2 separate regions of the Homo sapiens genome follow, and region 2 is linked to region 1. A link is a loop called in an ENCODE intact Hi-C map of the cell type or tissue named here. Cell type or tissue: sigmoid colon. All regions are shown on one strand. Links, peaks and the distances in the headings refer to the core of each region. The heading gives the core; the rest is flanking DNA. Region 1 has its middle 63 kb from the start of ZNF148. Region 2 holds the start of MUC13 (mucin 13, cell surface associated).

Region 1 (12,299 bases), core at 2,171-10,170:
ATGCCCCAGTTGAAGAGACCTGGGGACTGTTTCCTGCCTCCCATAGTGACCCCTAAAATGACATAAATGCCCTGGGTTCTGCAGAACACGATTTGAACACCACCAGTGCAAGGCAAAGAACCTGGCTTTGGAGCAGGTGAGCCACTCTGAACCTCAGTGTCTTCATCTGTAAAATGTGGAGGACGATAATAAATAATTATACCTACTTCACAGATTGTTAGGAGAGTTCAATGAAATGAAGAGCGTGAGTGAATCTGTGCTGAGCTGGTATTCCACAAATGTTTGCTCTCACTCTCCTTTCATTTTGACTCATGTTTCAAGTCAACAGCAACACTGACTTTCCTGCTTGGGCTTGGTGGACAGCCTGCACTGTATCCCTAGGCCTCTGTAGAATGTCATTAGGTCAGACAACTTGAAGCTTCTCTTCTGGAGAGGCCTCAGACCATCCCACCTACCAAAGGAATCTGAAACCAGATTCCCAGTAAGAAAAGGGTTGCCAAACCCTCACACCTCCTTGCCCACAGGCTGAAAGGCTAAGGTGGATCAAGATCACAAAAATGCTGGGATGAACCCAGGCCCTTTTGGCAGCCCCACACTACAACCCAGGGAATTCCTCCTGAGAAAGTTATAATACAGGGTGGTCGCAGGAGAGGAGAAAATTCCAGGCAGCAATTTCACATGACTAACCAAAAGGAAACTGTTGAAATAGCTGCAGAAACTAGGGACTGATAAAACACTGAAAACCAGCATGTGGACCAAGCTGGCTAAGACTGACTGGACCCAACATGGCGCTGGATTTGACCTAGATTTCTCCTAGAACCTCATTATCTGCTCATTAACACACAAATCAGACACCCACCAGTGCCATGACAGTTCCCAGAACACCCATATTTAGTATAAAAATGGGTAGCACCACAGTTTCAAAAAATCTCCACCTTTTTCCAGGAATTTTCATGAATATTCCACCGCTTGGTTAAAGAAACCCATAAAGGTAGAAATCCCAAACCTCCTAGTGTGACCCTTTTGAGTCTGCCCACAATCCCCTTTCTTGAGTGTGTACCTTCACTTTGCAATATATCTCTGTATTTTCACTATTTTCTGACTCATCCTTGAATTTCTTCTCGTGATGGTATCAACAGCCCAGACACTAGCTGGGGACGAGATCCCACCAGTATTTGGGAGACTCCCCCAGCCCACTGGTTATTGCTCCCTTGCAATCACTGTGGAATAATGCTAAATGCCGTACATTCACTATTTTATTTAACCCCAAAACAACTCCCGGGGGGTTGTTACTGTCGCAGATCAGTGACTATCTGGGCTGGCGGTGCGGGCAGTAAGAAGAATTTAACAAGTCAGTTGTAGGTAAAGAAAGGCAGATTTATTAGAGAAAGTATGAAAATACGCTGCAAGAAAGCAATGGGCAAGTTAGCAAGAGAGGAACTGACTGCAAGGAGATAAAGGCTTGCTGCAGACTTTATAGGATGGTGCTTGTGCTGTGTGCTGAAGAGGGCTTGTGCAGTGCTGATAACACCAACGTTGCAGTGAGCTAACTTGCAGGTGTCTGGTGATAGTTGGGTGCAGCAAGATTGTGAGTTATCTGCACAGGAGGGCTGTGTGTCCTGGTCCATGAAGAAAGGCAGACTCATAGCTTATCTGCTTTTTCTTTTTGCTTTCCCCTGATCCCGCCAGCCTCATTCCTTTTCCCTAATTAGTGCTTTACAGATACCCCTTTTTACGTTACCCCTTTTTACAAGTTAGAAAACGGAGATTCAGAGAGGATAACTCAGCAATTTCCAAGGTTGGCGGATCAGAATAACTGGGGAGCTCTTAAAATGCACATTCCCAGGCCCCGCCTGCAGAACAACAGAACCAGACCTTAGTTCTGTGGGGTCCAAGGTCACACACCTCTCCAGTAGGAAGACAGGGCTGGGACTGGGATGAGACAGGTGAGGCCCTCGCTGTCGGGTGCCCATCTGTCTGTGTGACCCAGAGAGCATGGGCCTCCTTCCAGTCTGCACCCTTGGTCTCACCCAAGACCCGCCCAAAGCAAAGCCAGCATTGGGATTACAGATCTGTCTGCGGAAAGTCCACACCCTTAGCCACAAAACTATTATTGTTAATACTACAGCCCCAGGATGCCTTAGGGCAGAGATTCTCAAACTGGAGCCTGCATCCAAATCACCCAGAGTGCTTGTTAAAACGCAGAGCGCTGGGCCCCACCCCATTTCTGAGTCAGCAGGTCTGGTTGGGGCTGAGCATTTACCTTTCTAACAAGATCCCAGGTGGAGCAGATTCTGCTGGCCCAGTACCACACTTGGAGTACCACACTTGGAGATTCACCGCCTGAAGGTAGAAGGAGCTGGCACCTCAAGCAACAGCTCTCTTCTCTAGATTTCTTCTCTCAGAGTCTATGATGAAATGCTCTGGGCAGCTGGATTGCCTGACCCTGCAACCCCGAGGCACTCCACTTCCAAGTTGTAGTAAATTCCCTCATTGCTCACCTGTATCCAAGCATCTTGATGCAGGTATTCTACGCTGCTCCCCGTTCCAATCAGGAAAGAGTATCCTAAGAAAGGGTCTAAGATTTTCCAGGAGTGAGGGGTCAGGCCTTAGCAAGGTCAGCACTGATAGCATATTGCTCTGTTGGCCCCATCATCTGCATGGGGGCTTCTGGGATGGCGTTGTTGAGTTCATGTTCGTCTTTGGGCTTTTTGTAGCCCCACATTTATGCAGCTGTCTGGGAAAAGGAGAACTTGGTCTGAAAGTTACTAGGTGTGCTCCCTCCGTGAGTGATCACCCTGAGAGCAGTTGCAGACATTTGTGTTAATTAGTTAATTTAATTTTATGTGCACCTAGTTAGTGCTCTAAAAGAGAATCTACAAATTAATGGCAGCTCACGTGCAAATGACTGAAATTCATAGCCCGGGCTTTATGGTTTTGGTTTTCGTTTTTAAACAGCCCTACAGCCTGTGGGCCAGCACTGGGTATTTCCTTCTAATCCTCAAAAAAGTATTTCTGATTCATTGAAAACCTAATTGCACAGCTCATAAGGGAAGTTCCTTCTAAAATGAAAACCCAGCATCCCGGGGGCATCGGCCCTTACTCATTTCCACCCGTTACCAATTGCAGACTCACTCAGCTGCCAGCACCACTCTCCTCAACACCCTGATTTTACCCACCTGTCTGACCCCTGACCTCTAACCCCTGACCCATACCTCTTCCTCCCAATGTCCCTATTTGAATCTGGGCCCACTATGGTTGGGGAAAGTGCTTAAAGTTGGTGTCAGGACATGTGGTTTCACCTGCTAACCAGCTGCGTGCATTTGGCAAAGTTACCTTTCCTCTCTCAGGCTTCAGTTTTCTCATCTAAATACCTATGAGGGTAACAGCAGGGTGGTTTCTCCTCAGGGAAATGGGAGGCCCTGCTGGGAAGAGGAATCAGGACAGGAAATGAGACGGCCCTTGGGACAGGAGAGGAAGGACCCGCTCTGGGGCTTTGGGAATTGGACTTGGAGGTGCTGGAAGGACAGGAACCAGCTCTGGCCTGGGGTGAGCTGGTCCTGTTTAGTTAGAAGGGAGACTTGTGGCATCACTGAGTGGCCATTTTGGTTTTTGCTGGCAACTGCAGTGAGGGACAGCCTCTCACTTCAAGGTGATGCCAAGAGTTCTTGGAGCTCCTTCTCCTGAATCATGGGGAGAACTGGCTCAAGCTGGTTGGGGCCTGGCTTGTGACCCATTGTGTGTGCATGAGTTCAAAGAGCTCAGTCTCCAAAACTCTGTGGCCATGGAGCCCAGGCTAGGTCTAGGCTAACTACAACCGTGCAGAGGAGTCCTTGTCCCCATTTTGAGCCCCGAGAAACCACTGTGGCATGAGAGGCAGGTCTCAGTAGCCTGGAAGCTTCCTGCGGAGACAAGGTCCCCGCCCTCAAGACAGTTCCCAAGTGGACATGGTGCACTATTGGCCAACTGCTTGTTGGCCGCAGCCACGACAAAGAGTGGCCTTTTAGGCCTCTTTGTTTCTTCTCAGGGAGGTGAAGTAACCATGACTAGGAAGCACCCAGGGTTCCCTAGATTGACTATGGGAGGAGTTCCAGTGAGGACTTTTTTTTTTTTTTTTTAACAGAGACCACTCCTTGTAAAAAGGACATTTTAAATAATTAGTGTGTTGGGAACATGGAGTCACTTCTTTAGACCTTAAAAAATAATTTGTTGTTTTCATTCAAGTGGGTAAAGCAAGCTATTTGGTTATTTAAGAGAACTAGCCTATGATCTTATGGGACCACCAGCAATAACATTCCATGATTCTGTGAGATGTCCCAGATCCCTTACTCCATTGAACAATAGCCAACGTTATTTACCTAGCACATACCTACCAGGCACACTTGACATGCATTTATTGTCATTATTGTATCTAATATAACATTTCTTTTTTCTTTTTTTTTTTTTTTTTGAGGTAGGGTCTTGCTCTGTCACCCAGGCTAGAGTGCAGTGACGCAATTTTGGCACACTGCAACCTCCACCTCCCGGATTCAAGTGATTCTCCTGCCTCAGCCTCCAGAGTAGCTGGGACTACAGGCATGCGCCACCACGCCCAGCTAATTTTTTGTATTTTTAGTAGAGATGGGGTTTCACTGTGTTGGCCAGGCTGGTCTCGAACTCCTGACCTCAAGTTATCCGCCTGGCTCAGCCTCCCGAAGTGCTGGGATTACAAGTATAAGCCACCACACCTGGCCAATTGTATCTAATATAATAGTTCTGCAAAGCAGGTGCTATCCACACTTTGCCCTGAAGAATCTGAGGCTCAGTAAAGGTAAGTAACTGACAAGTCATGGAACTTGTAAGAGGTGGAGCCAGGAGTCCAACCAGGCCTGAATGTGACTTCAGAATCCCCTGATTTGCAGCCTAGAGCCTCAGTCTTGGCTACTGTTCTAGGACCAGCCCCACCTGGAGGTCCCTAACTCTGGTGCCAGTCAGGAGCTCACCTTTGTGCATGGAGCAGAGGGACCCTCCCTTCAGTGTGAGGACAGGGCACTGGGAGGCAGTCAACTCATGCCTGGGACACTGCTGGGGGAGGGCTAGGGGGAAACACTGGTCCATCCAGGCAGAACCAAAACATGGTAGGATGTTTTAAAAGTCCTTTTCAATTGCTGGGCACGGTGGCCCACATCTGTTATCCCAGAGCTTTGGGAGGCCGGGGGAAGAGGACTGCTTGAATTCGAGACCAGCCTGGGCAATACAGTGAAACCCCATCTCTACAAAAAATGAACAAAACTAGCCAGGTGTGGTGGCACGTGCCTGTAGTCCCAGCTACTCAGGAAGCTGAGGCGGAAGGATGGCTTGAGCCCAGGAGGTGGAGGCTGCAGTGAGCTATGATCCTGCCACCACACCCTAGCCTCGGTGATAGAGCGAGATGCTGTCTCAGACAAAGAAAAAAAAAGGCCTTTTCATATTCCAATTCCATTGAAATACAATACCCACAACATGGTGAAACAATTTGAATGTATGTTCAAATGGTTTGAAAAAGATGCTGCCCAGCAAGAGTGGAAAATGGACAAGCAAAGCACCAGTGTTTGTACAGACAGGAACGCTAAAAAAAAGGAAAGGGGAAGAGTTTAAAAAATAAAACCTTCTTTTTTTTTTCTAAAGTGGAGCAGAAAAATCTCAAAATGTGATGGGGAGATTGAAGAAAAGAAAGAGGCACGTCCTTCCTCCCAGGCTGGAAGATTGAAGGGTGCCTGGATAGATGGTGAATCTGAGATTCTCTCCAGAACCAGGAATGCCCACCTATGCCCCCTAGAAGGGTATATTCGAATCTCCTGGGGACCATTCACTGCCCACCAACATCCCACTCTCTAAATTTCTTGCCTCAAATTCTGATACGCTTTCCCAGTTGAAGGTCTTCCTATAGCTTTGATTACTGCTAGGAGTGTGCTAGTGCAGAGGGCAGAGGCAGCAAAGAATGGGCAGAAAATCAGGGAGAATTGCCCAAGTGTGGGTGACTTAGAAAAAGAGATTTTCCCCTGAGGAATTATATTGATGAAATCTAGGCTTGAAAGGTCCAAGTTCAAAGGTCTGCTTACTTTATTATCGTTTTACCCAGAGGAATGTGCCTGTTAGGTTAATATTTATTTTATTGAATAATCTAGTTTTAGTTACTGTCAATAAAAGTCAGCGCTACTTTTTATAGGAAAAAAAGGCAGTTTTGTGGCTAATTTCAGATCTCAGAGAGGTTGTTCCTGGGCCCATTGGCTCTACCGCCACCTGGTGGTAGATTCCTGTAGAACAGGGCTGGCCATTTGGGTTTCGGACCAGAACCCAAGTCTGAGAGGTTGGAATCCTGATCTGCTCACCCAGTAGCAGGGTGACCAGTTGGACAGACTTCCTCTCTCCCTGAATTTCAATTCCCATATCTTAAAATAGAGACCATAATATCTACTTTTGGAGTTTGTCGTAACAATCAAATGAGTTAACATATATGTAGTGCCTAGTGCATAGTAAATGTTTAATAAACTATTAACTATTAGCCTCATTGAAAAAGAACTTGATATCCCCATGGGCTTGTTTCCAGTGGTTTGCCATGGAGTTCTGTTCTCACTATTTCCATAACTGACTGGAGCAAAGCTACAGAAGACACGGCCCCTGCATCATGGCCGACACTCTGCTGGTCAGAGGCTGGGAGAGACTTACGGTTTGGAGGGACGGGCCCAATCTAACGGATTAAATTGTAAGAGGAGTAATGCAAGTTCCAAATGACACATAAAGTCTGCCAAGTGCACACATATTGGGTGAGGGACAAAAAAAAAAAAAAAGACCAAGTCAAAAACACTGAGGGATTTTGGGAACAGATAGCTCAACAGGAGCCAATTGGGTGACACAGGCACCAAAAATTCTAATTTCATCAACAGCCATGAAGGAACAACATATATGAAAAGTCTTTAAAATGTTCATACAGCCTAACCTTGTAATTCCACTACAAGAAATCTACCCAGAGGAGGAAATCATCAGAAACAATTGCATACAAAGATGCTCACTTCAGTGTGGTTTATAAAAATGAAAAATTAGAAACAATGTCCAATAATAGACAAAAAGTTAAATTGTGGTTTATCCATGCAGCCCTTTAAATTTTTCAAAGGGAAATGCACATGAAATAAGTTGAGGGGGGTGGTGAGAATCGGGCTCTCATTACAAATAGAGGACACATTGATAAAAGGCAGAATTAGATAAGATATAACAAAAGCCTATATGCAGCTGATAAGATAGCTTCAAAATTTATAATGCAAAAACTGACAACCCTGCAAGGAGAAATGGACAAGTTCAACTTTAGGAGACTTTAATACACCTCTCCCAGTAATTTATAGATCAAGTCAACAGTAACAACAACAACAAAAAGTCAGGAGACTGATTTGAGTAATAACTCCGTTTACTGCAATACCTCAGTCTCAGTGAATTGATTTTGTCTGTGCACTTATCAGGCAATTACAATAATTTGTTAGAATGACTCACAAACCCAGGGAATGCTTACTTATTATTCCTGATTTATTACAAAGGAAAATTTAAAGGATGCCAATAAACAGCCAGATGGAAGAGACGTGAGAAATAAAAATAAAATCCTGAGTACCTCCAACAACAACAACAACGACAAAAAATCAGTAAGAAAAAAAGAGGGCGGGCGTGATGGCTCATGCCTATAATCCCAGCACTTTGGGAGGCTGAGACGGGTGGATCACCTGAGGTCAGGTGTTCAAGACCAGCCTGGCCAACATGGAGAAACCCCATCTCTACTAAAAATATGAAAAGTAGCCGGTCGTGGTGGCAGGCACCTATAATCCCAGCTACTCAGGAGGCTGAGGCAAGAGAATCGCTTAAACTCTGGAGGCGGAGGTTGCAGTGAGCTGAGATTGTGCTACTGTACTCCAGCCTGGGTGACAGAGTGAGACTCAGTCTCAAAAAATAAAAAAAATTTAAAGAAGAAAAGATTTGAACAATAGAATTTAGAAGCTTAATATGAGGGCCCTGCATAGTACACTGCACCCTACAGCTGGAGAATACATGTTCTTTTCAAACACATCTGGGATGTCTGGGCACAGTGGCTCAAACCTGTAATCCCAGCATTTTGTGAGGCTGAGGCGGGCAGATTGTTTGAGCCCAGGAGTTCCATACTAGCCTGAGCAACATAGGGAGACCTCCAACTCTACAAAAAATTAGAAAATGAACCAGGTATGGTGGTGTGAGCCTGTAGCCCTAGCTACAGAAGCTGAGGTGGGAAGATCACTTGAGCCTGGGAGGTCGAGGCTGCAGAGAGCCGAGATCACACCACTGCACTCCAGACTGGGCGACTGAGCAAGACCCTGTCTCTAAAACAACAACAAAGACAGATAGAAGATTTATAAAACTTAACTACACACACACACACACACACACACACACACACACACATAAACGCAAATCAACTATTTCAGTATGTGGGGCTAAATTCTAAGGGGAAGTACAGGGAGTTTTGGGAGTCAGAGGCTCAGGGACGATCTCCCAGAGAAGGTTATGACTGGGCTGAGTTTGTGAAGATAAGTTATCCAGCTAAAGGAGGTGGGGCTGGAGGCTGAGCTATCTCAGGCAGGGCATACAGCAGGTCTGAGGGCCCCTAGGCAAACAGAAGTGAGTTTAGGGAACTGCAAATCCCTTCCCAGAATTCACCTCTTGCTTCCAGGCAGGGGCCCTGACATGCATCTGCAGGGGCCCCACTAAAAGCTATCGGTCAGTTTCCATCTCTAACAGGAGATGGGGGTCTTCAGTTACCATCCAGCCAGGGCATGTCCCCCAGAAAGGAACATGAGCTGGGCCCGAAAAGGAGCTGCCCAGAGCTCCAATGTCAGGCAGGATTGGGGAGCTCCCTGCAGGTGGGCAGGATGCAGGACCCCTGAGGCCCCACCACCTCCTAAGGAAGCCCCCTCCCCATCCTCTACTACTCCTAAAAAGCCTGGAGGGCCTCCCTGCAGGCTGGCTCAAGCAACATGGACTCCCAGCCCTTGCCCCGCCCAGGCTCACACATAGTTTCTCTGGGGCTCAGGCAATGTTAACACAGCTATCACTGGCTTCCTGCTCACCATGCCAAGCTGTCACACACGTGAGCTCAGGTCTAGGAAAGAACTCTAGAGGGGTTTGGAACACTACCTGTCCAAAGTCTCTGAGTAAGTGAAATGCAGTGTTTAGCCCAAACCTTCATTTTAGCTAAGTGCCTTCCTGTGTCCTCCCCAAGAACCACTCTCAGGGTACCCTCTCACCTGGTGTGGGGCCTCACTTTACCCTCCTTTCAGTCTCTCCTTCCTGACTACTGAGCAGGCAGGGAGATGTGAGAGCCAGAGAGATTTGGGCAAGCCACACAGGCCCATTAGCTCAGCAGCTATGGAGAGAGAAGCCATAAAGAAGGAGTCTTGTCTGGAAAGCAGAAACCTGGACGGACTGGCTGTGTGGCCAAGAGCAAGTCACTTCCCCTCTCTGGTCCTCAGTTTCTTCCTTTTTAAAATAACAGGAAATCATCTCTAAGCTTATTTCTAGCTGAAGATTCTGGGATCTTATTTAAAGAATTGGGTCTATTTCAAAAGTCGACTTAGTTTTTTTGAGGTGGGGGACAGGGTCTCCCTATGTTGCCCTGGTTGGTCTCAAACTCCTGGACTCAAGGGGTCCTCTGCCTCAGCCAGCTTCAGGAAGTTCGTAATTGGAGGATATTGTCCCTTTTGTTGCTTTTCTGGGGCTGTTGCAAGGTGGAAAGAAACAGAGGTGGGCATCCTTGAGCCACTGCTGAGCCATGACTAGGAATTAGACTTCGCAAGGGAGCTGCGTGCAGTGGCTCACACCTGTAGTCCCAGCACTTTGGGAGGCTGAGGCAGGAGGATAGCTTGAGCCCAGGAATTCAAGACCAGCCTGGGTAATGTGGCAAGACCCTGTATCTACTAAAAATAAAAAAATTATCTGGGTTTGGTGGTGCGTGCCTGTAGTCCCAGCTCCTAGGGAGGCTGAGGTGGGAGGATCGTTTGAGGCCAGGAGGCAGAGGCTGCAGTGAGCCAAAATTGCACCACTGCACTCCAGCCTGGTGACAGAGGGAGACCCTGTCTCAAAAAACAACCAACCAACCAACCAACCCAAAACACCCAAATGATGATGCAGTGAGTATCTCAGTGCTCGAATGAGAGCATATCTGTAGGTTAAATTTCATGGGAATGCTTTAAAATAAAGTTTTATGTCTTATTTTAGGGTAAGTAATCTCCCAAATAGCTGAGACTACAGGAGCATACCACCCAGCCTGGCTAATTTTTAAATTTTTTTTATAGAGATGGTGTCCTACTATGTTGCCCAGACTGGTCACAAACTCCTGGGCTCGAGCAATCCTCCTACCTTAGCCTCCCAAAGTGCTGGGATTATAGGCATGAGCCACCATACCTGGCCATCATCTGTGATAGCCCCAAACTGGAAATCACTGTCATTTCCATTACTACAAGGCAAATGAAATGAATTATGGTCTGCCAAAAAGAGACTGGGGTATCTGTACTGACCTGGGCCGATCTTCCAGATATGTGAAGTGTGTACTGTATTCCCCCATTTGTGTGTGCTGTTGGGGAAGGTGTACGTGTCGGTATATGATAGGTAATTTCTGGAAGGATGCATAGGAAACTGGTAACAGTGGTTTCCTCTGGGGTGAAAACAGGGGGACTGAGGGGCAGGGAATGAGCAGAAGGACACAACTTTTCACTTGTAGGCCTTTAGCACCATTTGAATTTTTGTTTTTCCATCTCCATATATTAACTTCAAAATTTTTCTTCTGGTAATATAGTAACAATTGACTTTAAATGCAAAAACAACCTTGCATTCTGAGATACTCTATTGGGTCATAATGCATATTGCTGGATTCAATTAGCTAATAGTTCAGTGATTTTGCATCTATGTTCATGATGTATTTAGGCAGTCACTTTCTTTTCTTGAAATGTCTTTGGCCAGTTTTGGTATTGTGGTGATACTGTCATCATAAAAAGAGGTGGGAGGGAAGTGTTCCCTTTTTCTTTTATTTTCTGAAAGTTTGCATATAATTGGAGCTTTTTCTTTCTTAAATGTTTGATAGAACTCACGAATAAAGCAATCTGGACCTAGTTTTCTTTGGAGTTTTTTTTTTTTTTTTTTTTGAGATGGGGTCTCACCTTGTTGCCCAGGCTGAACGCAAATTCCTGGGCTCAAGTATCCTCCTGTCTTAGCCTCTCAAGTAGCTGGGCCTGTAGAAAGATTTTTTTTAATAACACATTTCTTTGATATAGGGCTACTCAGGTTTTCTATTTCATCTTGTGTACATTTTAGTAAGTTCTATTTCTCAAGGAATGTGTTGATTTCATCTATTGGTTTAAAGTTGTTCATAGTATTTCCTTATTATCCTTTTTTGTTTTGTTTCGTGTTTTTGTTTTTTTGAGACGGAGTTTTGCTCTTGTTGCCCAGGCTGGAGTGCAATGGCACGATCTCAGCTCACCACAACCTCCGCCTCCCGGGTTCAAGTGATTCTCCTGTCTCAGCCACCTGAGTAGCTAGGATTACAGGCATGCGCCACCACACTGGGCTAATTTTTGTATTTTCAGTAGAGACAGGGTTTCTCCATGTTCGTCATGCTGGTCTTGAACTCCCGACCTCAGGTGATCCGCCCACCTCAGCCTCCCAAAGTGCTGGGATTACAGGTGTGAACCACAGGCCCTGGCCCTTATTATCCTTTTAATGTCTGTAAGACCTATAATAATATCTCCTAGTTTGTTACTGATAGGAATAATTTATTTATTTTTTCTTACAGTTTTGCTAGGGGTTTATTAATCTCCTCAAAGAATCAACTGTGGCTTTGTTAAATGTATTGTTCATCTGTTTTCAATGTCGTTAATTTTGCTTCTATCTTTAGTATTTCTTTTCTTCTTAGTTTGTCCTGTAGCTACTTTTTTTCAAATATATAGATATTTAAAGCTATTAATATATCATTTAGGAAGCAAGTACAACCTACTAATTTAGCCTTGTATTATTTTATTTCTCTGGGTTACTCAATCTTGAAATACATTTCCAATTCTTTTTTTAGAGAAAACTTTACTTTTTATTTTTTTAAAGGCTACATTGGCAAGAATTTAGAGAAAACTTTCTAGGAGAATCAGGAAATACTACCCATGGTGGGTGGAAGGGAGTATATGTAAAAATCTAGAGAATGATTGTAAGGATAGAAAAAAACTAATATTCCTGTTCTTTTTCATTCCATTCCAAGCTGTGTTTATTCTAAAGATACTTGAATT
Region 2 (12,299 bases), core at 1,373-9,372, 510 kb before region 1:
GAGTTGTAGTAATACCCTTCTAAACACAGGCAAAAACTTGTATTATGCAGCTTAACACATAACGAATTATCTGCACAGGGATCATCTTGGCAAGGATTGCTGGGACCTTAGATGGAGTAGAAAGAGATTAGAAATCCAGAGAAATGACAATAAATAACAACTGGAAACGTATTTTTCCATCTTCATGCCTCCCCCCTGGGCCCTTTCCATTCCTTGCTTGTGTTACTCCACAGCACACTTTTGGAAGAGTTAAAAACAAATATTTGCTTGCTTAGGTCTCTAGAGAGTTTGTTTCTGAAATTCTAGAGCCAAGTATAATACTTGTCAATAGTAAAGATCAGAGATTAGTGTACAAGGGCTTGCCCAAAGAAAGAGAGATTGCAGTCTTCTGACTCCAAGGAGTCAGGAATCTTCAGATCTCAAAGTCCCTCCAGAACCTTGAAGCATGGTCCTCTAACACTAGGTGGGGCTCCCCAAAACATTCTAGATAAAACATCTTATTTTTAGAAAGGTATGAATAATTGTCATATAGGAAGAAACAGCCAAGAAGCTCCAAAAGAAACTAGATGTCACATTCTGTTAGGCATACCTAGGAGACATAGCCATAAAAACAGGAATGGGATAGTAAAGGAGAGAAATGTGGATTAACTCAGTGAAAATTCTAAGAGGCCATGAGAAGACATTCCAGCCTCTGGCTTTCTAAGTGGATCATCTGAATAAATGGTGAAAATAACACTGCAATGGGTTCTACACTGTGGGCTGAGACTCCCAGGCCAGGCAGGGTGTAGCATCTTTCTTTCTCTGGGGAACTGATGAGATCTGAGGAGGAGAGTTAGCTCAGTGGTCCAGTGGTGATCTGGGCTATGAGTTTTCTTCACTTCTGTCAAGTGGAATGATTCTGAGCTGTGATGTCAGAATAGCTTATGTGTTTGATAACCTTCAGAGCTGTCTTGAGAGTCTTACAAACCTATATGTAGAAACCACTGATTTCTTTAAAAGCTGTATGTAAGGTACAATGTGTATAACATGCTCTCTTTTGTGAATAAAAGAAGGGAAGGATTATACACAAGCAAATATTTGCTTATATTTGCATAGGTAATTTCAGGAGGGAGATACAAGGAATTGGGCACAGAAGTTGCCTCTGGGGAAGGAAACTGGGGGTCTGGGTCCTGGGGGTTTAGGATGAGAGGGAGATTTATTTTTTATTGTACATGATTTTGCCCTGTTTGAGCTGTTTTTTCCATAATTATAGGCCTAATTTACTTTTATTAAAAAATAAAAAGTAAAATAATGCTGGTGAGAATATGGGGCAATGGGAACTCTCATTCATTGGTGGGAATGCAAAATGACACAGCCACTTTGAGAGGAAAGTTTGGTGGTTTCTTACAAAAATAAACATACTCTTACGAGAAGATCTGAGAGTCACCCTCCTTGGTATTTAACCAAAGGTGTGGAAAATTTATGTCCACACAAAAGCCTGCACATCCATGTTAATATCAGCTTTGTTCATGAGTGCCACTACTTGGAAGCAACCAAGATACCGTTCAGTAGGTGAATGGATAAACAAACTGGTACATCTAGACAATGGAATATTATTCAGCACTAAAAAATGAGCTATCAAGCCATGAAAAGACATGGAGGAAATGCATGCTACTATGTAAAAGAAGCCAATCTCGAAAGGCTACATAATGTATGATTCCAACTATATGACTTTCTGGAAAAGGCAAAACTGTGGAGACAGTAAAAAGATCTGTGGTTGCCAGGAGTTAGAGGGGAGGATGAAAAGTGCAAAAGATATTTAGGGTTGTGATCCTATAATAGTGGATGCATGCCATTATACATTTATTTGTCCAAATTCATAAAATGCACAGCACCACGAGTGATCTCTAATGTAAACTATGGTCTGTAGGTGATAATGATGTGTCACTGGAGGTTTATCAATTGTAATAAACACACTGCTCTGGTGGGGGATGTTGATAATATATGTGTCAGGCCAGGGAGTATATGGGAAACCTCTGTACCTTTCTCTAAATCTTGCTGTGAGTCTAAAACTGCTCTAAAAATAAAGTTCATTAACATTATATTTTTGAGACAGGGCCTTGCTCTGTTGCCCAGCCTGGAGTGCACTGACACAATCTTGGCTGGCTGCAACCTCTGCCTCCCAGGCTTGAGTGATACTCCCACTTCAGCCTCCTGAGTAGCTGAGACTACAGGTGCATGCTACCACACCTGGCTAATTTTTGTATTTTTCTGTAGAGATGGGGTTTTGCCATGTTTCCCAGGCTGGTCTTGAACTCCTCAGCTCAAGCAATTCACCCACCTCAGCCTCCCAAAGTGCTGGGATTACAGGCGTGAGCCACCATGCTCGGCTTCCATTAACAATTTTTTAAAGAGAAAAAAAATAGACTATATGGGATAAAAGGAGGCATAGTTCAGTATCTTATAAACAAAAATAAGCGTCACCCCTCTGACAAAGTATGAACCAGTCTTCTAAATAAAATTAATGGCTTCTTTAAGAAAAGCCTCAGCCACCTTGCAAAGATGACTTGGGAAATCTTAAGGAAGAATGTGTCTCCTTCTGGAGACACCAGACAAACAACTCTGAGGTGCTTTCTCTTCAGCAACGAAGGACAGACTCATTAACTTGTTTCATGGCCAGGAATTGATTAAGTCACAGGATGTTACAGCCAGAAGAGATTTGGGGGGCTTTTTAGTTCAGTCTCGCCTTATTGCAGATCACTAAGTTGAAGCCAAGAGAGAAATGACTTGCCCCATGCCCCACAGTTTGTTCATGGTAGGGCCAGAACACAGGAAGATGGCCTGACTCTGAGGGAACACCTGGCGAAGCAGAAATGGCTTAGAAAACCTCTCTTTCCTGATCCCAGGACAGCTGTGTCCCATTGGATCCCGCCTTCAGAGTGGCCCCTCCAAACATGAAAGATTGGGGAAAGAGGTCTTAGATACAGCCTCTGGGGTCTACTTGCTTAACCATCTATTTCTTAAATCTATCAAAGAACATTGAGGAAGCTACCAGAAGTTAAGGGTAGGGAGACATCCACTTGATCTTTGACCCTGGGTGAGTCATGGCCCTCACTGGGTCCCAGATTTCCCATCTGAGAATGATAGGATTTATCTAGATTCTTTAGGCTCTAAAGTGTGACGATTCTTCTAGATCAAGGGCTGGCAAACTATGGTTCACGAGTCATATCTGACCAACCTTTTGTTTGTTAACTGTGGCTGCTTTCATGTTAAAATAGTAGAGTGCAGGAGTTACAACAGAGACCCCACATGGCCCACAAGGCCATTTAGCCTTTACTGATAAACGTAGTTGATTTCTGTTATAGGCTGAGCTTGGGGAAGTGAAGCAAATGGTTCCTGTTTCATTAACTTCTGCTTGAGGTCACTTGTCATCTCTTAGTGTTCCCAAAGCATCTGTCCTTTGGACAATGGCCCTGGTTATGCCTAGGATTGTTTGAACACTGCTGTTGTTTTGCTTTCTACCCCTCAGTCTCAAATTCTATGACTTGGCTCAAGTTCCACATTGTGATCAGCCACCATCTTACAAGGGTAGAACTGACTTCTTCCTTAGGTAGACCAGAGAGCTAGACCAGTGGTGCTGGACAGTCTGTGCTTATTTGGACCTGGTCTTCTCAGAGCAGCTGAAACTATTTCTAAAAATCCCCTAGGGAGAGGAAAGCTATAGAGCTACCTTTCACAAAGCCCAAGTTCATTAAAAAAAATACTGCACAGCTAGCAAATAACTTGAGGTAGGATGGGAGGGAAGGAAAGGAGAACAGAAGGAAACTGAGGATTTTAGGGCCTCTGCTGTCACTACATTGTGACACAGATTTCAAGCCCACAGTTCATTTCCAAAGAAACCTTGGGCCTCTTTAGACCCATTTTCCTACCCCACCAGAACATACCCACCTCCCTCCCTCCACAATTGTACTCTCCATCCTTGGGGAGTCTTTGAGGGAATTGTCCTTACCTGTGCTGTTTAGGGTGCTGGTCTCCAATAAAGCGGTGCCAGTGGGAGGCCCTGATGATTGATTGTCTTCTGTGGTGGGGGACATTTCATTGTTACTTTGTGTTTCAGAAGGAACCATTGTGATTAATCCATCATTTGGAGATGAAGCGGTGATTATGTCAGAGGTAGCTAATGAATTTACATTTGTGGTTGACTCACTGTCTGCAGCAGTAGGTATAGGAATTGTGGAGGAACTATGTGTACTAATTATGGGGGGAGCAGGTGTAGGAATTGTGGAGGAACTATGTGTACTAATTATGGGGGGAGCAGGTGAAGTAGCTGTTGGGAAAGAAGGTGTATTTGCTGTGGTGCTAGCAGTTTCAGGGAAATTAGTTTCAGTGGTATCAGCTGCAGCTACTGTAGGACCACTAGTCGCAGTTTCTGTGGTTGTTACAGCATCAGCTGAGTTGCCTTGGTTGGTGGCTGGAGGAACAAAGATACCAAGTTTGAGGAGACAGTACATTGAATAACTAATGGCAGTTACTTAATACTAAATCATATCCAACTCATTCTTTTTTTTTTTTTTTTAGAGGTAGGGTTTCCCCAAGTTGCCTAGATTGGTCATAAACCCCTGGGCTCAAGCAGTCCACCCTCCTTGGCCTCCCAAAGTGCTGAGATTATAGGTATGAAGTGCCATGCCCAGCCTCAACTCATTCTTTTCTGGAAAAATGAAAATATATGACTACATTAAAAATTAAAATACATGGTTATTTCTAAACACAAAAAACCCACAATAAATAACATTAAAAATTAAACAGACAAAACTGGAAAAAATGTTATTGAAAAATGTGACAAATAAAGAGTTAATGTTTATTTATTTATTTTAGGAATAAGGTCTTGCTCTGCCACCCAGGCTGGAGTGCAGTAGTGTGATCATAGTTCACTGCAGCCTTGAGCTCCTAGGCTCAAGCAATCCTCCCACCTCAGCCTCCCAAATAGCTAGGACTACAGTTGTAACACCTCCATGGCTGGCTAATTTTTTTGTGTGTTTTAGAGATGAGGGTCTCACTATGCTGGCTAGGCTGGTCTCTTAACTCCTGGCCTCAAATGATCCTCCTGCCTCAGCCTCCCAAAGTGCTGGGATTGCAGATGTGACCCACCAGTCCCGCAGAAGAGTTAATGTTTTTTAAGTTGAATACTAAGAAGTAATATTATTTATGCCTGTAGTCACGTAACTGTAGATCAGGGTTTAATATACTTCAGACCATTCTCAGTGAGGACAATTGAGAATGCCACAAGGTGGCGCAGTGACTACCCAGAAATGGACTACTTTTGTCTTTCTGCACTTTAAGGCAACTGTCCCATTTTTTCATTACCTTGATAGATTGAGGGAGGGAAAGGTTAGGGTTGGGTAATTTAAAGAATAATAAAATAAAAATACCTCATTAAGTGCTTATTATACTTCTTCCAAAATTTTATTCTAGTAGTGTTTTCCCATTCACAATTCTAGATACATTGACTAAGAGTAAGATGAATAAGTGATCTTTGCCCTCTGAGCTATGATGGATATCAAAGTCGCATTTTCACAACTTTTAGGAACCCCTGGACACATGGAGTAGTAAACTCTAGGGATCCAGTGATCCATTTTCTTCCCCCACTCTTTTATTTTATTTTTTTTTTTTAGAGACATGGTCTTGTTCTGTCACACATGCTGGAGTGCAGTGGTGCCATAATAGCTCACTGCAGCGCTGAAACTCCTGGGCTCAAGTGATCCTCCCACCTTGGCCGCCCAAGTGTTAGGATAACAGGTGTAAGCCACCTTGCCTGGCCCAGTGATAAGTTTTCTAGAACTTTTCCTTGTCTCTAAGAACTCTGACCTTGACAATAGGTTAAAAAAATTATTGAAAGAAAAAGGTTTAGTGAGGAAGCAATTTCTAAACCTTAGGGTGCAGAGAACTGCAGAATATGCTTCCTGATTCCCCGATGGGTCTATGAGCCCCTTGAGGGCAGAGCCTGATTCTTCACCTTGAAGAGGGCTTGGCTAACATAGCCATTCAGAAGTGTTGAAGAGATCAGCAATTGCTCTTCCTAGGTAAGAAATACATCAGCAACTGGCAATGTTGACTGCCAGTCTTCCTATTCCTGCCACTCAGGATAGTTCTCATCTATCAAGCACTGGCCCTGTGCCCGACTGTACCTGTGAAGTAGACATAAGTGCCCACATTTGACAGAAGAGCCCACCAATACTCAGAAGGGTTAAGGAATTTGCCCAGAGGCAAAGCCAGGTCTGTGAGATGACAATGTCCTAACTATCACTTGATTAAAGTTATGGGGAAGGCCATCCATTTAATGAAAAAGCCAAGACCCCCGAGGAACAAACACAAGAAAAGCAAATAGAGAAAATTGGGGATCAGAATGAAAGCGGTGGAAATAGAAGTGACCTCCACGGTGCCCTCTATCATCGGAGTAGCAGTGAGAGTGGCCAGGGGCTGGCTCTCGCTGTGGAAAACTCTGGACAGAAGAAAAGGACTTGGCAGACTGTGGGTGCAAACAACCCCAACCCCACCAGACCCTGAATTTCATGCTTTGGGAATATTCATTCTCGGCCGATGCCAAAGAACCAACATGTTTCTGTAGATGTGCATAAAACAAATTGGGACTTCTTGAGAGGTTTTTGCAGGTCTTTGGAATTATGACAAGGAGTTTTGGACTTGGTGGCTTGTTTATTTTGGTTTTAAATTTCTGTTCACTAGGGAGAATACATTTCAGAATGCTCAATTAGTTTTAATAAATGAGACACATTCCAAGCTGACAGCAATTCATTGCTGTGAATAGCTACGATTTTTTTTTAAACTAAAATACACTTGTGTGTGTCTATGTGTATATATGTGTTTTATCTGAGGGTTGTATAGATTTCAGGGAAGACAGCTTAGAGCTGATATCCCAGGCTTAAATTATCTAGTAAAAATACCCAAGAGGAACTGTAAAATAACCTATTTTGTTCAATCTATAGATAACAGAAATATATGAAGACATCTGTGCAGTAGAAATAACTTTAGTCTTTTTATTTCCTTAGGTCCTAAAGCTTCTAAATAACACAAGGATAGCACAACGTCCACAGAGGTACAAATCATAGGTTTCAATGGGAAAATATATGCCCTGACCTGGTTTCTTTCTGGGGAACACTCCATAATCACCACCCCTGTCCAGGGCACACCTATAACTGCTTTATTCAAAGCTAGCTGAAAGTCACAATCAAACGCCTTTCTCCCAGATCTGAATTCTTCATTATGATGAGATGTTGGTTCCCAAAGGCACTCATCAGATTCTGTGGAATAATGCAGTCCTAGTCTCTCAGAGAAAGCAAAAACAACCTGGGAAGTTTTGCCTGTTAAAGGCTCTTCAAATGTCACTGGCACATTTTTCATTTGTTTCAGTAAATGCTTGTGCGGGGGTTCTTGCAGTCAAGGTGCTATACAAGGCATAGGGGTGAGGAGGAACGTAAAGGTGTACAAGACACACTTCCTGCCCTTGGTTGCTCAGAATCTGAGATGGAACTCATGTTTGAAGTAGTGATTCCTTACACACACCTCCAAAATCCTTAACGTTACATTAAAAAGCAACTTTTTAAAAATTTTCAGGCCAGGAGCGGTGGCTCATGTCTGTAATCCCGGCACTTCGGGAGGCTGAGGTGGGTGGATCATGAGATCAAGAGATTGTGACCATCCTGGCCAACATGATGAAACCCTGTCTCTACTAAAAATACAAAAATTATCTGGGCATGGTGGCACACGCCTGTAGTCCCAACTACTTGGGAGGCTGAGACAGGAGAATTGGTTGAACCCAGGAGGCAGAGGTTGCAGCGAGCCAAGATCGTGACAACTGCACTCCAGCCTGGCAACAGAGCGAGACTCTGTCTCAAAAAAAAAAAAAAGCAACTTTTTAAAAATTTTCAGGCCAGGCGCGGTGGCTCATGCCTGTAATCCCAGCAGTTTGGGAGGCCGAGGCGGGCAGATCACCTGAGGTCAGGAGTTTGGGATCAGCCTGGCCAACATGATGAAACGCCATCTCTACCAAAAATGCAAAAATTAGCTGGGCGTGGTGGCAGGCACCTATAATCCCAGCCACTCGGGAAACTGAGGCAGGAGAATCACTTGAACCTGGGAGGCAGAGGTTGCAGTGAGCTGAGATAGTGCCATTGCACTCCAGCCTGGGCGACAAGAGCAAAACTCCATCTCAAAAAGTAATATAAGGCCAGGCGCGGTGGCTCACGCCTGTAATCCCAGAACTTTGGGAGGCCAAGGCGGGCGGATCATGAGGTCAGGAGTTCGAGAACAGCCTGGCCAATGTAGTGAAACCCCGTCTCTACTAAAAATACAAAAAAATTAGCCAGGTGTGGTAGTGAGCACCTGTAATCCCAGCTACTTGGGAAGCTGAGGCAGGAGAATTGCTTGAACCTGGCAGGCGGAGGTTGCAGTGAGCCAAGATGGCGCCATTGCACTCCAGCCTGGGCAACAAGAACAAAACTCTGTCTCAAAATAAATAAATAAATAATAAAATAAATATTTTTTTCAAAAGCAAACCTTAGTAGCCACAAAACTGTCAGTATTAATATATCTGGAGGTAGATGGGTGGGAAGTCAGATTGGATGCTCAATTTTTATTTCATATACATCTGTATTGTTTGGATTTGTTACAGTGGGTCTGCATTACTTGTATAACTTTTTTAAACAAAGAAGAGGAAATCAAAACCAAAGTTTGAAAATCAGATCCAGGCTGGGCGTGGTGGCTCACGCCTGTAATCCCAGCACTTTGGGAGGCCAAGGCAGGTGGATCTCCTGAGGTCAAGAGTCTGAGACCAGCCTAGCCAACATGGTGAAACCCCATCTCTACTAAAAATACAAAAATTAGCCAGGTGTGGTGGCAGGTGCCTGTAATCCCAGCTAGTCTGGAGGCTGAGGCAGGAGAATCGCTTGAACCTGGGAGGCGGAGGTTGCAGTAAGCAGAGATCGTGCCATTGCACTCCAGCCTGGGCGACAAGAGTGAAACTCGGTCTCAAAAAAAAAAAAAGAAAGAAAGAAAAGAAAATCAGATCCAAGTGCAGACATGACAAAAAGGGAAATCATTTATTAAGCCCCTATGTGCCAGGCAGTATCCCGGCACATCAGGCTCTTTGTCTCATTTAATCCTCTCAGTCACTCTTCAGTATAGGGATTTCCCCTCTATTGCTACACAGGAAGACACTGAGGGTCAGAGACACCCCACAGCTAATAAGTGGTGGCATGCCATCTGAATCCCTGCTTGCCCTACTTTTGCCCTTCCCCCTGGGTTCTCTGGGTCAAGAAACATCTCCATTCCCCTAAGGTCCCTTGAGCCTCAATGATTCCTGATTCCCTTAACTCTCTATTCATCTCCTTGTCCCCTCCCAGCCAACTTTCCCCTTTCTACCGCCCTTCTATTCTATTTTTAAAAAGTCAAGCCTTTTTTAACAGTGGCTCCTGAAAGTCATACAAGCCTCACCAATTCTTCCTTTGTCCTGAAGGCTTGGACCTAGCATCTGCCCCCAAGGTTGGCAGGAGAGATCTGGTGAGCCCTCCCCTCCTGTGCAGCTAGCCTTCTCCAACCTTCCAGCATTAAGAGCTTGAAACCAGCTCTCAAAAAACTCTAATCCTGATGCCATTCATTCCAGTTCTCTGAAAGGGCTTAATTTCTCTTCATACATCTGCCTTATCAAATACTTTCTTCCTTTCTGCAAGCAGCTTCTAGATTTCAACTCATTGAACCTGAAGGAAATAAAAATATTTCACCCCCAAATATAGCTCCATGATATAATGAGTATTTTAAATTAAAAACTCTTAGAGGTCAACAAGCGCTGTAAGGACTGATCCACCAAAGAAGAACTATTGCTCCTGTTCCCCTCCCTGTTATGTCATTATCCACTACAGGAAAGAAGACCGAGAAGGAAACCACCCCTGAGCTGACCCTTCATCAAGATAAGGACTGTCTCCAAGGATCTTTAAATTCCAAGGAGAATTATCTACAAGTTCATTTTTGTTCCCAGATCCAATTATTCTCCCTAATAATCATTTATTGCCCCTCAACAGAATTCCTCTTCTCCCTTCTTCCATAACTTGTTTTACCAAGATCCAAGCCCCCTTTCTTTCTGTAACCTCAAGATGGTGTATAAGCTTCTATACCTCATCAGGAAGTTGGGTGTTCATGCTGAAGGTTCCTGGGTACACACATTAAATACAGTTGTATGCCTTTTTTCCTATTAGTCCATCTACTTCATGCCAGTGATTTTTCTGCAAAATTTTAGGAAGCCAATTGGCCTCCACAACCCTCACCTCTCAACATACTGCTGACCTCACCCACATGTGGCCCATAGAACCCTTCCTAACTCAGAACAGAGAGTACATGTCTGAAGTCTAATCAACGTGACAATTACTCCCTATGGTTTAGCATTCTCAAATTCAAGTACATTTGTGAAAGGAGGCTTTTTGCTGTGGTCAGCTCTCTGATTATCATGAGAGGGGATCCAGAACGCTATAGTAGAGAACTGGGTCCTTGCAACCTACTTAGTCCTTCTTATCTGGCCTCAGGAACTCTCAAAGAGAAACCTCTGGTTTGCTGAGCCCCCAGATCTCACTCCATAGACCACTTCTTCCCCCCACCCCTACAAGATGGAGTCTCGCTCTGTCACTCCGTGTCATCTCAGCTCACTGCAACCTCCACTTCCCGAGTTCAAGCGATTCTTTCTGCCTCAGCCTCCTGAGTAGCTGAGACTACAGGTGCCCACCGCCACACCTGGCTAATTTTTTTGTATTTTTAGTAGAGATGGAGTTTCACCATGTTGGCCAGGGTGGTTTCAAACTCCTGACCTCAAGTGATCCATCTGCCTCGGCCTCCCATATTGCTGAGATTACAGGCGTGAGCCACCGCGCCCAGCCCACAGACCACTTTTGCTATTGCTCTATCTTCCCCATCACAGGATAAAATGTCTGTGTCTTTGAGCTGAGCTGGAGAGGAAACTTCATTTATAAAATAGACCATGTGCTGGGCTGGGAGAATTGGTAGCTATAGGCCTGCTGATTCTACCTCAAAGACAACATACATGATTGGAAGAATTAAAATGTAAAAATATTCCTTACCTGTGTTTACAGAAAGGAGAGCAAGAAGAGTAAGATGAATGATGGCTTTCATTTTAGCTGTTCTTGCTTGGTAATCTGAGGAGGAAATGATTTCCCTTCCTGGCTACCTTTCGTTTTAACTGTCTTTCGGGTACAAAGTCCAGTCATTAATTGACGTCAAACCACAGAAAGGCAATTATAGCTAGCATTTGGCCAAATACCATAGATCTCTTCCGAGCTTTTGAGATAGAAGAGGTGGAGCTGGCCTTACGAATCATTTTTCTGACTCAAAGCCCAAAATAAGTCAGGACATTCCAAATATCCTTGTGAGGTTGGTGGCACATGAGTTTGGTTAATCTCTTGATATCTCAAATGTCTCCAAGCCGCCATCTTTTAGGAGGTCACCATTCCATTAAACATTCAATAACAAACTGTGCTCTACTCACCCACATATGAGTGCAGGAAACCACTTTCCTCCAGCTGTAGTTCTGAGAATCCCTGAAGAGGACTTACATGTTTCCCAAAATTATTAGTTGCTTAACTTTTGTCACTGTATGCTGGGGACTACCATTCCGGGCCTCTCTGATGGTCATGTCTAGCAACTTTGTAATCACATCTCCAAGCTTCTGTGACTCTACCTGGATACAGCCCCCAATAAAGTTCCCAAGCACAATGGACATCACATCATGGCATTTAACCTAACTTTACTGAAGTCTTGTGGGTGACTGGTGTGTTGGGGAGTTGGCAATAAAGTACAGAAAAGAGAAAACTTAGAACAGCTGATTTGATCTCTCTGCTCCTGGCCACTCATTGGGCAGGCCCCACTTCTCAGTTCCCTTTCTCACCCTCTCTCTAGTTCCTCAGCCCCTCACCTCTCACCATGTGTCAGGAACCAGCTTTACTGCTTGGATTTGGGTCTTCTTAATCTAATTTTCCCTCCTTAAAGTCCAGGGCCCCAACTCTACTGTGTCTAGCCCCAGCCAGAGGAATATAAACTAATGATACCTTGTGAGTTGTGGCTAGAGTTTTGAGTTTAAGTTTTTTTTTTTTTTTTTTTTTTTTTTTGAGACAGAGTCTCACTCTGTCGCCCAGGCTGAAGTGCAGTGGCACGATCTCAGCTCACTGCAACCTCTGCCTCCAGGGCTCAAGTGATCCTCCTGCCTCAGTCACCCAAGTAGCTGGGATTACAGGCATACACCACAA

Evidence for each region. A loop is a pair of places that touch in the nucleus more often than their neighbours do. Peaks named below come from ENCODE experiments on the same cell type or tissue, not always from the same donor. Only the 100,000 strongest peaks of a DNase experiment are listed, where the experiment ranks them.
Region 2: a loop joins it to region 1, with 7 times the contacts of the local background. A loop is called at or near these places in 76 of 110 quality-filtered maps.

What each region holds. Positions count from the first base shown.
Region 1 is chr3:125,431,730-125,444,028 of GRCh38, forward strand. No RefSeq gene overlaps it. Among named protein-coding and RNA genes, the nearest start is that of ZNF148, 63 kb to the left of the region's middle. In sigmoid colon, for the core only: CTCF peaks have their summits at 6,256 (motif pointing left) and 6,456; a DNase peak (open chromatin) is centred at 6,282.
Region 2 is chr3:124,923,544-124,935,842 of GRCh38, forward strand. MUC13 (mucin 13, cell surface associated) reads right to left here and starts at 11,208. Exons shown (of 12, transcript NM_033049.4): 1 at 11,118-11,208; 2 at 3,989-4,450; 3 at 1-106. The coding sequence starts at 11,169. In sigmoid colon, for the core only: a CTCF peak has its summit at 5,253 (motif pointing right); a DNase peak (open chromatin) is centred at 5,258; H3K27ac peaks cover 1,456 bases.